2 separate regions of the Homo sapiens genome follow, and region 1 is linked to region 2. The links are chromatin contacts, found by Hi-C in ENCODE. All regions are on one chromosome and are shown on one strand. Each heading gives the region's core, a stretch centred on a gene start or an enhancer-like site at or near the end of the contact. The rest is flanking DNA. Distances are from core to core; before and after follow the strand shown.

Region 1 (5,466 bases), core at 427-2,926, 560 kb after region 2:
CCTACTATGACATGAGACCACATTTAAAGTTGAAAATAAAATGTTTCCTTCAACAACTATCCATGAAGTGCTTAATCAACCCATAACAAATGCTTAACACAAGGAGTAAGCTCTATTACTGAGAAATTGTGTCCTCTGCATGCAGTGGTTCTCAGCCAAAAGTGACTGTGTTTACTAGTTTGGTGAGATTTCTTTTTGTAGAACTAGGACTTGGAAGCCTGAGCAATCACCTATTTCTTTCTAGTATGTTGAAGAAATCTGATAGGCTCTTTTAACCTTTATAAATTACTTGCACTTCCTACCCTAAGAAATAAATGAAATAAAATAAAACAAAAATGGAATTCTAAGAAAAGCCTTAAACTGTGGCCAAATCTGCTTTCACAGCAATTAAGATTGAGGCAGTATGGAGAGGTAGGAGTCAGCCGACATGACAGCATGTACCTCATTTTTTTAAAAGAAAGATGGATTAAGATCAGATTTTTTTTTATTGGAAGCTAAAAGTTATAAAGTAAAATACCCAAAGATTTAATTAAATCAGTAAGCATTTGTTGCATTTTTAACCAGAATTCTTTAATCATTTCCTGACAGAATGACTGTGTATTAGATCTCTGCCTCATTGAAATTGTCTAGGCCCCCTGCATCTGTTTTGAGCAAGACTTCAGTTGAGTTCCATCTTTTCATTCTTTTACAGTCTGTAAAGGCCTGGTGAGTCAGCGCATTGAAAATCAGTCATCATCTTCTGTCTATGAGTTCTTAGTGGCCCGTACATTATTTTCTCAGATCCCTGCATCATTACAATTTCCATGTGTTTAAGTCTCTTCTTTATGTTTTTTAAAAAAACAAGTGAAGCCAGTTTCTCAAACAGGAGGTGCTCACATTCTATTTATTCTCCAAGTGTGGAGTTTGTGCCCAGCATGTGACCGACAATACAGAATGAAAAGCACATGACAAGCCAGGGATTTCAGTGTCTTGTTAGAAAGTGAAATGAAAGTGGTATTTTATTCCTTTGTGGCTTAGAGAGTGCTGTAATGCATTGTTACAGGTATAAACTAACATTTTTAGAAGTACTTCCCCTATTCTTGCCCAGGTCAGCTATGTCATTGGTAATACTTGGCTGCCTTTTCTACCGCTCCCCTTTCTAAATCTCATGTTACCCATAGTATACATGGGCCCTTTGTATGCCTGCCTAAATGACTTCACTGAAGTTTTCTGTAAATCCCTCAAACCTCAAACTTAAGAACCCAAACTGTAATATCATGTTATTAGCAGGACCAGCTGTCTGCGCGTCTTTTCCAGACACTGGGCTCATCCATTTGGATATGGACTCCCACAAAGCTGACGAGACCCTCTGGGTGCAGGAGCGTCTCCTGAGGACCAAGGCCTTGAATGCCTTGTTCACGTCTGCATCCCCAACACTTAGGATGACACTCGGGGGGCCTTGATCTCAATGTGTGGGAAGAACAAATGCCCCCGTTATAGTACTGTGTTGGCTTGTTTTGCAGTGAGACTTATTCTGAGATTAAGAGCTGCATTTAGCTTCTTGGCCACCAGGATCCCAGAGTAAATTACTTTTCAGGACTCTAAATAGTACGCAGGAGATTTGAAAGAACTGATGCAATTTCTAAAGCAGCCTGACTTCCTCCCAGGAGGTTACTCCCACACCAAGCCTCTGACTTCATGACCACCAGATTTAGAAATTGAAGTATCTATGTAAGAAGTTGCCTCCTAGGCAGAAATCAAGAAATCCAACTATAACATAGGTTAGAGTCCATTTTGGTTTTTATATCCTTCCACAGAGGAAAGAGGAGGAAGAATCTGGAGATGCGTTTTTGGTTTTTGGTTTTTTGTTTTTTTTTTTTTCCAGAGGCTCATGTATATCCTACATCATGGTCAGTTTCAGAGCAGGGCTGTGCCACCATCTCAGTGACTCCTGGAATACTAAATTGGATCTTTGTAGAGGAAGAAAATAACACAGTTCTAGATTTTCCCTAGCTGTTAATTAGTTTTATGGCATAATTAAAATAGCTCAGGAGTAAAAACAAAGTCCAGCCTTAACAGCCTGTTAAGTCTTCTTTTCTTATCTTGAAAAGAGGTAAGATAATGAAGTTTAAACAGTTGAAGAAGTTAACCGGAAAGGAATTAACATTTCAAGGCCTTGCCGCTTCTTCCTCCTCTTGTGATATGAACCAGAATTGAGGGAAAATAGGCAGGAGGGAACCCACACTGAATTTTCCAGACTCTACTGCTGAAAGACATTGTATATTTTTATTGTAATCATATGTGATGCAAGATAATATTGCTCATATCTGAATCCCAAAAGAAAAGAAGATGTTTGTCTGAGCATCCCATGAGGTAAGCAGCCCCATGGAAGGACCAGCTGCATCCAGCAAAGGGCTCCAGGTCCCTGACGTAGTTGACGGTGATGGCAGAAGTAAATCTTTGTATTCTTGCAGAGACTTTGTTTCTGAAAGAGGCCAAAAGTCATTTCAAACTGAATCTGACGGATAAGATAGGGGCCATAGCTGAGAAAAATAAGTAGCGAAGCCGATCTAAACCAAGGTGTAACTGTGAAATAGTAACCATCTTCTTTGCACGTTTCAAAATTGGCCCTGGACGCCATCGCAAGAGGAAAATTCCAAAGCTGTGCAGCAGCGGCAGTACCATTGGAAGAGTTTACAGCCTACCAGGACTACTTAGAAGGGGATCATGTTTATTTGGATATATAACCCCTGATTGGTTTGTTTTAAAAATAAACGTTATTATGTTAGTGTCATACCTCATGGTTTCCTTGGAACATTCTCCTCTAATCCTCTTTGAGAGAGTGGGAGGGAGAGATTGTGAGGGGAGAGAGAAGTGTTAAACAGAGATGTTCCTAAGGAGGACCAGGAATCCTAAATTACCTAAATAACCCACTTGGTTATCTCCACTCCTTGATAGCACTGTGTGAGGTATGATGCAGTCAGGTAAAGGACAATTTATCTTTGAAGACAAAGATAAATTCGAGTCCCCATTTTCAAGAGTCAGTGAGAAGTAACAGCTTGTTTGTGTGGCACTGATTGATCCTTGTCCGGGCAAGTGGTCCCTCCACAGGTTATCCGGCTTGGCACACAACAGACAGAGGTGCTGGCGGACTGTGGAACCAGACCCGCTGTGGTTCCCCTCCTCACCCTGCCACTTCCTAGCTGTGCATCTTGGACAACTGATTGAATCTTGTGCCTCATTTTTCTGTAGAATTGAAACAATACCCTGACCCATTGGGCAATGGAGATCAAATGGCATTGATGCAGGTAACATGCTTAACACAGGGCCTGGTATGTAGTGGGCATTCAGTAAGTGGAAGTTACGATTATTATTAGGTATCAAAGAACAAAACTTAATTGTCAGAATAAGCAAACCAGTTGGAATAATAAACGTAGCCTTTAGAGTTAAATGGCACAACCCTGATAGCCACACATAAACTGTTTTGGTTATTTTTCGTTGGATATTCCCAGTCTTTATTTCTACATCCCTCTTCAGGCTGAGTGCTTAAAATACATTTATATGTAGTCTCAATTAGATTATGCTGTTTCCCCCAAAAGACTACAGTGACTATTATTTTAATTTATAGAACCTCGAATTGCATGGAATAGCTACCACATCTCCCTTTAAACCTGGTAGCTTCCAAAACTTCCTGATGGCGTTTTCGCAAATGGGTCCCTATGTGTCATTGAAGGAGACAGTGTATCTAGGAAAAGAAATGAGGATACTGAGCAAGGTGTTGGTGGCTCATGCCTATAATTCCAGCATTTTGGGAGACTAAGGCAGGTAGCTAGCTTGAGGCCAGGAGTTCAAGACCAGCCTGGCCAACACAATGAGACCCCATCTCCACAAAAAAAAAAAAAAAAAACCCTAAAAATTATCCAGGCATAATGGTGCATACTAGTAGTCCTAACTACTCAGGAGGTTAAAGTAGGAGGATCACTTGAGCCCAGAAGTTCAAAGAGCTATGATTGCACCACTACACTCCAGCCTGGGCAACAGAGTGAGACCCTGTCTCTTGAGAAAAAGAAAAAAGTTATTGGTTTTCCCATTGCCTCCAAGGCATTCAGAGTGGTTGTTCTTTCTCATAATATCATTTTATAAATATTCTTTTAGACAGTGATCTCATACAGTTACTGAAAGAGTATTTACATAAACCCTGTATGCTGTAGCTCAGCATTTGATCTTTGATATTTCTTCTGTGGTTTTGATACATCAGTTGAAATTATTCTACATAGGTCAGTATCATTCAGAAAACACCACACATCATAGCCAGGTGCTTTAGGTCCACGCTCAGTCTAAGTTCTTCCCATCATTATTCTCGTGTGTGGAGAGAGGAAGGGAAGGAAAGAAGGAATGAAGGAGAGAGGGAAGGAAAGAGGGTGGGAGGGAAAGGGAAGGAAGGAGAGAGGGGGAAGGAAGGAAGGAAGGAAAGGAGGGAGGGAGGGTGAAAAGGAGAGAAGGAAGGACAGAGGGAGAAGGAAGGAAGGTGAGGGAGTGGGAAGGAGAGAGGGGAAAGGAAGGAAGGAGGGAGGGAAGGAGGGGAAAGGAGGGAAGAATGAGGGAGAGGGCAGGAAGGGGGAAGAAGGAAGGAAGGAAGGAGGGAGTGGGAAGGAAGGAGGGAGAAAAGGATGGGAAAGATAAGGAAGGAAGGAGGGTGGGGAAGGAGGGAGGGGGAAGGAGGAAAGAAAGGATGGAGGGGACAGGAAGGAGGGATGAGAAAGGAAGGAGGGAGGGGGAAGGAAAGAAGGAGAAAAGGAGGGAGGGAGGAGGAGGGAAGGAAAGAGGGAGGGAAGGGGAAGGAAGGGAGGGAGGGGGAAGGAAGGAAGGGAAAAATACAGACAGGAAGGAAGGGGACAGGAAGGGAGGGAGAGAGGGAGGGGAGGGACAGGAAGGAAAATATAGGCAGGAAGGAAGGGAAGGACAGGGAGGGAGAGAGGGATAGGGAAGGGAGGGAGAGGAAGGAAGGGAGAGAGGGAGGGACAGGAAGGAAGGGAGGAAGGAAGGGAGAGACAGGAAGAGGGAGGGAGGGACAGGAAGGAAGGAAGGAAAATACAGACAGGAAGGGAAAGGAAGGGAAGGAAGGAAGGAAATACAGGAAGGAAAAGGAAGACAGGAAGAAGGAAAAGGAAGACAGGAAGAAGGAAAAGGAAGATGGAAGGAAGGAAGGAAAGAAAAAAAAAAGAATATAGACAGTATAGACCACTGCTTGGCCTTGAGTCAGAAGAGTTATGGACAAGATGGAATGAGGAGTTTTACCTCCTGTCTGGTTTCTTTGTACGGTAACACTGTTACTCAAATTTTATTCAGTGATATTGCATTGTATGGGCCAAGGTTCATGTAAAATATAATCAGTGATACTGCTCTATCAAACATTGCTTCTTTTCATAAAGAATTCTCAGCAAAATAGACTCTAAATTTGATGGCCAAAACTAATGTCCTCAATGC
Region 2 (5,536 bases), core at 494-2,993:
CCATCTTACTGCTGATGAACATTTGCGCTGCTTCCACTTTTTTGCTATTACAAAAATTTTGCACAGGGTGGTGTTATACACATCGTCAGGTATACACGTGCCCCTGTTTCTGTAAGCTCTGTGTATCTACAAGTGAAATTTTCGAAGTCTTTGGTATGGAAATTTTAAAACTTAAAAGATAATTTCAAATAGGTTTTCAAAGAGCTCTTTTCAATACACTCTGAAACACAGCCCATGAGAGTTTCCATTGCTCAACATACTTATCAATATTTAGTTCTATCCAACTTATAAATTTTAGCCACTATGGTGGATGAAAATCTTATTTTATTGTACTTAATCTGCCTTTCCCTGACTACTAAGGAGGCTAAGCATATTTTCATATGTTTGTGGGTCATGCATATTTCCCCTAGCAAAAAGTATCTATATATACTTATTGCCCATTTTTCTACAATGTTGCCTTTTTAAATTTATAGGCATTCTTTATATAGTATGGGTATTAATAATATCTTGGTTATGATGTTTATCAAATAGCTTGGCTTATCTCTTTCTCTCAATGGTCACTTTTGAAGACCAGAAGTTTTTCATTTGAATATAAGCAAATTTCTCAGTCTTTTCCTTATCATAAGAGCTCTTTGTGTCTTGTATAAAAATTCCTCTATACTGCAAGGATGTGCCTTTATTCTCCCTTGTTCTTTTCTGAAGTTTTACAATTTTACTTCTGTTATTTGTTATTGTTCCAATTGAATTTGATGTTTGTGTATGTTATGAAGTAGAGATTCATATTCACCTTTCCATTCAACAGTATTCCCAGTATCATTTATTGAGGAGTCCCTTTTTTACTCTCTGTTCAGCCACACCAGTTCCTTTAATTATCATACTTTCATATTTGAGCATGAATCCATTTTTAAGCCCACTATTCCAGTCCATTGTTACATGTGAACTGGCGGATCTCCTTTTTAGGTTGCTGCTATAAATATAGTCCCACTCCCTACATTTTCTGGTCTCTGTGGCTTTTTAGACTTTCTGGCTTTAACTCTCAGTTTCATATTCACAAAAAGAGGATCCAATGGACCCAAATTAATCAGATGTCTACTCCAAGTCCCATTAGATATAACATGGGATCAGAGTCTCCACATAGCACATATATGGCCACTAGGGGCCCACCTCTACCTCCAGACAAGATGAAGCCTTTTGTTCCCAGGAATGGTAGAAGCATCATACTGTAACCATTCACAATCTCAGAAAAGTTTGACCAAATTCTTTTCAGAAGCTTCTCAGCAAAGAGCCCCCAAAATAATTCTGAAAATAAAATATACTTATTAACAAGACAAGGATTTATTCGAATGATAATTGATAATACTCCAGAGGGTGCTATGGAAGGAGCATGTGTATGTTGATGGCAGGAACTTAAGTTCATACAACTTTTCCAGAGAGCAAATAGGCAGTATCTATCAAACACTTTAAAAAGGTGTAGACCTTGTGATTGAATAATTCTAAGACATTATCTTATGAGAATAATCATAAGTTTATGAAAAGATGTCTTAGGGCAGTTTTCCCAGAAGCAGACCCCAGGCAGGGATTTATTGCCAGTGATTTATCAAGGAAATGCTCCCATGGGAAAGTGGTAAACAAGTGAAGGAAGTAGAAGGAGAAAAAGAGAGGAAGCCAAGTAAGGGTGCGATTTCAGGGAACGTTCCAGGCAAGCGTCAGCTGATTCTTCAGGGAAACTCAGGAGTTGAAGTCATGCCTTGGTGTTGTCCCATCAGAGACAAAGTTCCTGTGCAGTCATAGCTGGACACCTGCCAGTCATTGTTTAAGCACTGAATTTCCAAGGCACTTAATGACGTTGTTACAACAGGTGTTTTATTCACAGAGTTAATTATAATAGCAAAAAGAAACCAAAACAAAACTGAAATGATGTAATTAACCATAAAAAATAATAAAAATATCATCATTAAACATCTAAAACTTAATATTTAATAATATTTAATATTTAATAAAATGGCAAAATGATCATGACCATGCGTTTTAAATAGCAAAATATAAAATTATGCACACAGTAAGAGCTAAATTATATTGTAGGGAGGGAGGGATCCCACATTAACATGTATGAATATAAATAGGTAAGTTGCATCAGGCTTGATGCCGAATCCCTTGTGGACACATTTAGATGCCTCAGAATTGGCCAAATGAAGTTTTCTGTAACCTCACAATATGTGGCTAAAATTTAGATGAAGCATGAAAAATTTCAGCAAACAAGACTTTAAAATATATACATATAAGAAATAGAAATTTTAAATGGAAATGACTTTTTCAACCTTAACTATAGGATTGGCACTTTCACATTACTGTGTAATCCATTTAACATCCCTGGGCAACAAAGAACTTTATCATCCATGGTTTACACCTGTTTCAAGCAGCATTTTTCTGATCTCTTTTAAAAAATGAATTCTAGATTATACCAGATTATTTAATTTTATATATATATATATATATATACACACACACACACACACACACACACACACACATGACCCCATCACATTCTTTACATTAGGGTTTATTTTACTATAGTAACAGTCCTCACAGTAAAGCAGAATCTGAAAATGCATGTAGAACTGTAAATTAAATGTTAAATATCTCATTTTATTTTATTGCCTCTAACAAAAATGAATCATTTATTTTAAAGTTATTTAAAGGTTATTCTAGAGATATATAGCAAGAGCATTATCCTAACTATGGGTAAGAAATTTGCTTTGAAAGATAATTTATTTATTTTAAAAATTATTTATTTTTTATTGCTTATCAGCTTAAGGAGATTTTGGGCTGAGACGATGGGGTTTTCTAAATTATACAATCTTGTCATCTGGAAACAGACAATTTGACTTCCTGTCTTCCTATTTGAATACTCTTTTTTTTCCACACATTATTCCTCACTTTTGAAATCAACTGTATTCTTCTTTCATGTTTTCAGACACTATTTATTTTCCAAGACCCAACTCCAATCCCACCTCTGGTGATATTTCTTCAAATATGTTAGTTTGGATTTCTTCTCATCTCTTCACTTACAGGCACTGCTACACAGTTTACTTCCTGAATGGTCTTGGTTTAATATATACCTTACATCTTGTTTTGCTCCCAGCTAGACGGTAAAATTAGAGAGGGTAAATACTCTAGATTCTATTCTTGTCTATACAGCAACCATTACAGTTAAGGGATTATAGTAGGTTTGAATATATATATATATGTGTGTGTGTGTGTGTGTGTGTGTGTGTGTGTGTGTGTGTGTGTATACACATACATACATACATATGTATGCATTGGCTAGTAATACTTTGTCTCTATTCTATAGAAAACAATTTACTGTCTAGTTGGATAAACAGCCAATGAAATTAATGATTGCAATATGCTAGATAGATAATTTTAGCATGAAGAACAGCCATTATCACAGAGAAAATGTAGAACCACCAAAGGATTTTGCCCATAGAGCGACATGATTAAGTTGCATTTTTTTAAAGTCACTGTCAGCATGATGGCTGGAGATGGGGAAGCTACAGTGATAAGCCAGGCACTTGTCTAATGGCAGTGGCACTGTAGAGAGACAAAGAGATTAGATAAATACTTAGGAGGTATAATTAATAGGCACAGCTGTGGAACATATAGGGAGGTTTAAATGGCAGTTTTCAGGCTTGAACAGTGGAGTGAACAGACATATTATTTAAGAGAAAAGAAGAACAGATATGGGAAGATGATGGCTTCATGTTTGATCATGTTGAGACTGCGGTATTGAATAGCCAAGTAGAGATGTTCAGGAAAATATGCTAAGATGAATGTCACAAGAAAAATGTTTGATGGAGTTGAAGATTTAGAAATCACTTGCATATAGATATTAATTATAATTTAAAACCATGGAAGTAGATGGGCTCTACCCAAAAAAAGAGGACATGATAAAAAGAGAAAAGGACCTAAAACCCCAAGAAGTACCAACATTTAAAAGTTAAATAGAATAGGAGCTCTCAAAGTAGACTGAAATGAGAGACCAGAGAAACAGAAGGAAAATCAGGGGAGTGAGATCTTTGGAAGACAAGAGAAGAGAGCGCTTAAAGGAGCAGTTAGTAGCTTATAATGTTAAATGTTCCCAAATGACCAAACAAGAAAAGGACTGAAATGTGGGCATTTAATTTATAGATAAAGGTCATTCTTGACCCAAATGATTGTGGTGATGTAGCAAAGGCAGGGCCAAATGAGAGTAGGAGAAGTGAATGGAAGGTAAGAGAGTAAATACATCAAGTAGAGAGAACTCCTTCAATTGTCTATTCTTTTGTCTATTCTATTTACACTGTGGAGTATATTACAGAGTTAGTTGGTTTTCTAAGTCAGTATAAGGCCCAATCAAGGTTAAAGTTTATGCAGATTAACTGTTATTTTTAACAACAATCTATTAATCTATTAAGAAGTCCTTAAAATAGATTACAAGGACTTCTTTGATTTGTCTCTTATGTGGCTGAATTCCTTGATCTTTGAGGCCACTCCCCAGCATCTCATCATGTTTACGTCCTGTTACCCGAAAGTACCAGAGTGTTTCAGGCTTCCCATTTTTATACACAATGCTTTTCTCTGCATGCATTGCATTTCACGTCATACTTTCTCCACCTGACAAACTCCTCCACATCCTTTTATGATTCATTCAGCTCCCCTTCTCTTCAAAGCCTCCCATGATATTTTTCTCCTTCGATGTAAGAGAGATGCCTCTAATACCAACACCGTGCTTTGTATCTGTCTCTTTTATGGCAACTGTATAGTCCAAATCCACACACTTTGAGTATTTCCTTAAAGGACTTTGCCACATTTTCTTTGAATAGAGACAAATTCCTCAGAAAATCATAGTTAGCAATGCCTATTTTATTATAATCCACTGAGATCTTATATTTTCCACAGCAAGGAGAGGTATTTTATGTTACAATACCTAAAAATAATTTTTGGTTGTTTCTAATATTAAGCAGAGATGACGTGTATGAATACCATCAATATCTGAAATGAACTGTAGCACACACTTCCATAATGGAAATAGTTCTTAAGGTCAATTTAACCATTTACTGAATTTTCCCATGTCTCACAAATGTTATCAGCTTTAGGAAGTAATGAGTGTGTCACTCCCAGATGAAGTTTAGAAGTATTAGGAGCCACCATGTTGGAAATGAATATGAGGGGAAAAAAAGCTCTATAGGAAATAAGGATTTGGGAGAAAGTAAAGAATGATCTTTCTGTCCCTCAAGGAAGAAAACAACTCTAATGGTGATGCTATAATGTGCAAGAAATGGTAAAAGATAATAATCCTCTTCCAAACTATTAGCCATCATTAAGTGGAAAATAAAAGTAAAAATAAAGAAAGTAAATTATATAATCTTCAAATTCAGCTGACGTATTGATGAACTAAAATGATAGGAAATAAGATAAAAATGCATTGTTAGTAAAATGCATGAAAGGGAGATTCCATCCTGAATATAGATACTAGTCAGATATTAGAATTACAGAG

The links. A loop is a pair of places that touch in the nucleus more often than their neighbours do. Pooled maps may share reads with other maps.
Region 1: a map with no recorded cell type shows a loop between it and region 2 (4-fold over the local background). The contact joins two enhancer-like sites. A Hi-C loop is called at or near these places in 3 of 37 single-sample maps with no recorded cell type and 6 of 50 pooled maps.

What each region holds. Positions count from the first base shown.
Region 1 is chr2:36,529,558-36,535,023 of GRCh38, forward strand. The region is part of intron 13 of CRIM1 (cysteine rich transmembrane BMP regulator 1); the gene reads left to right. Among named protein-coding and RNA genes, the nearest start is that of FEZ2, 66 kb to the right of the region's middle. Within about 2 kb of position 1,677, at least 3 of the 41 ENCODE cell types and tissues checked have a DNase peak (open chromatin) inside an H3K27ac peak, as active enhancers do.
Region 2 is chr2:35,972,173-35,977,708 of GRCh38, forward strand. No RefSeq gene overlaps it. Among named protein-coding and RNA genes, the nearest start is that of CRIM1-DT, 380 kb to the right of the region's middle. Within about 2 kb of position 1,744, at least 3 of the 41 ENCODE cell types and tissues checked have a DNase peak (open chromatin) inside an H3K27ac peak, as active enhancers do.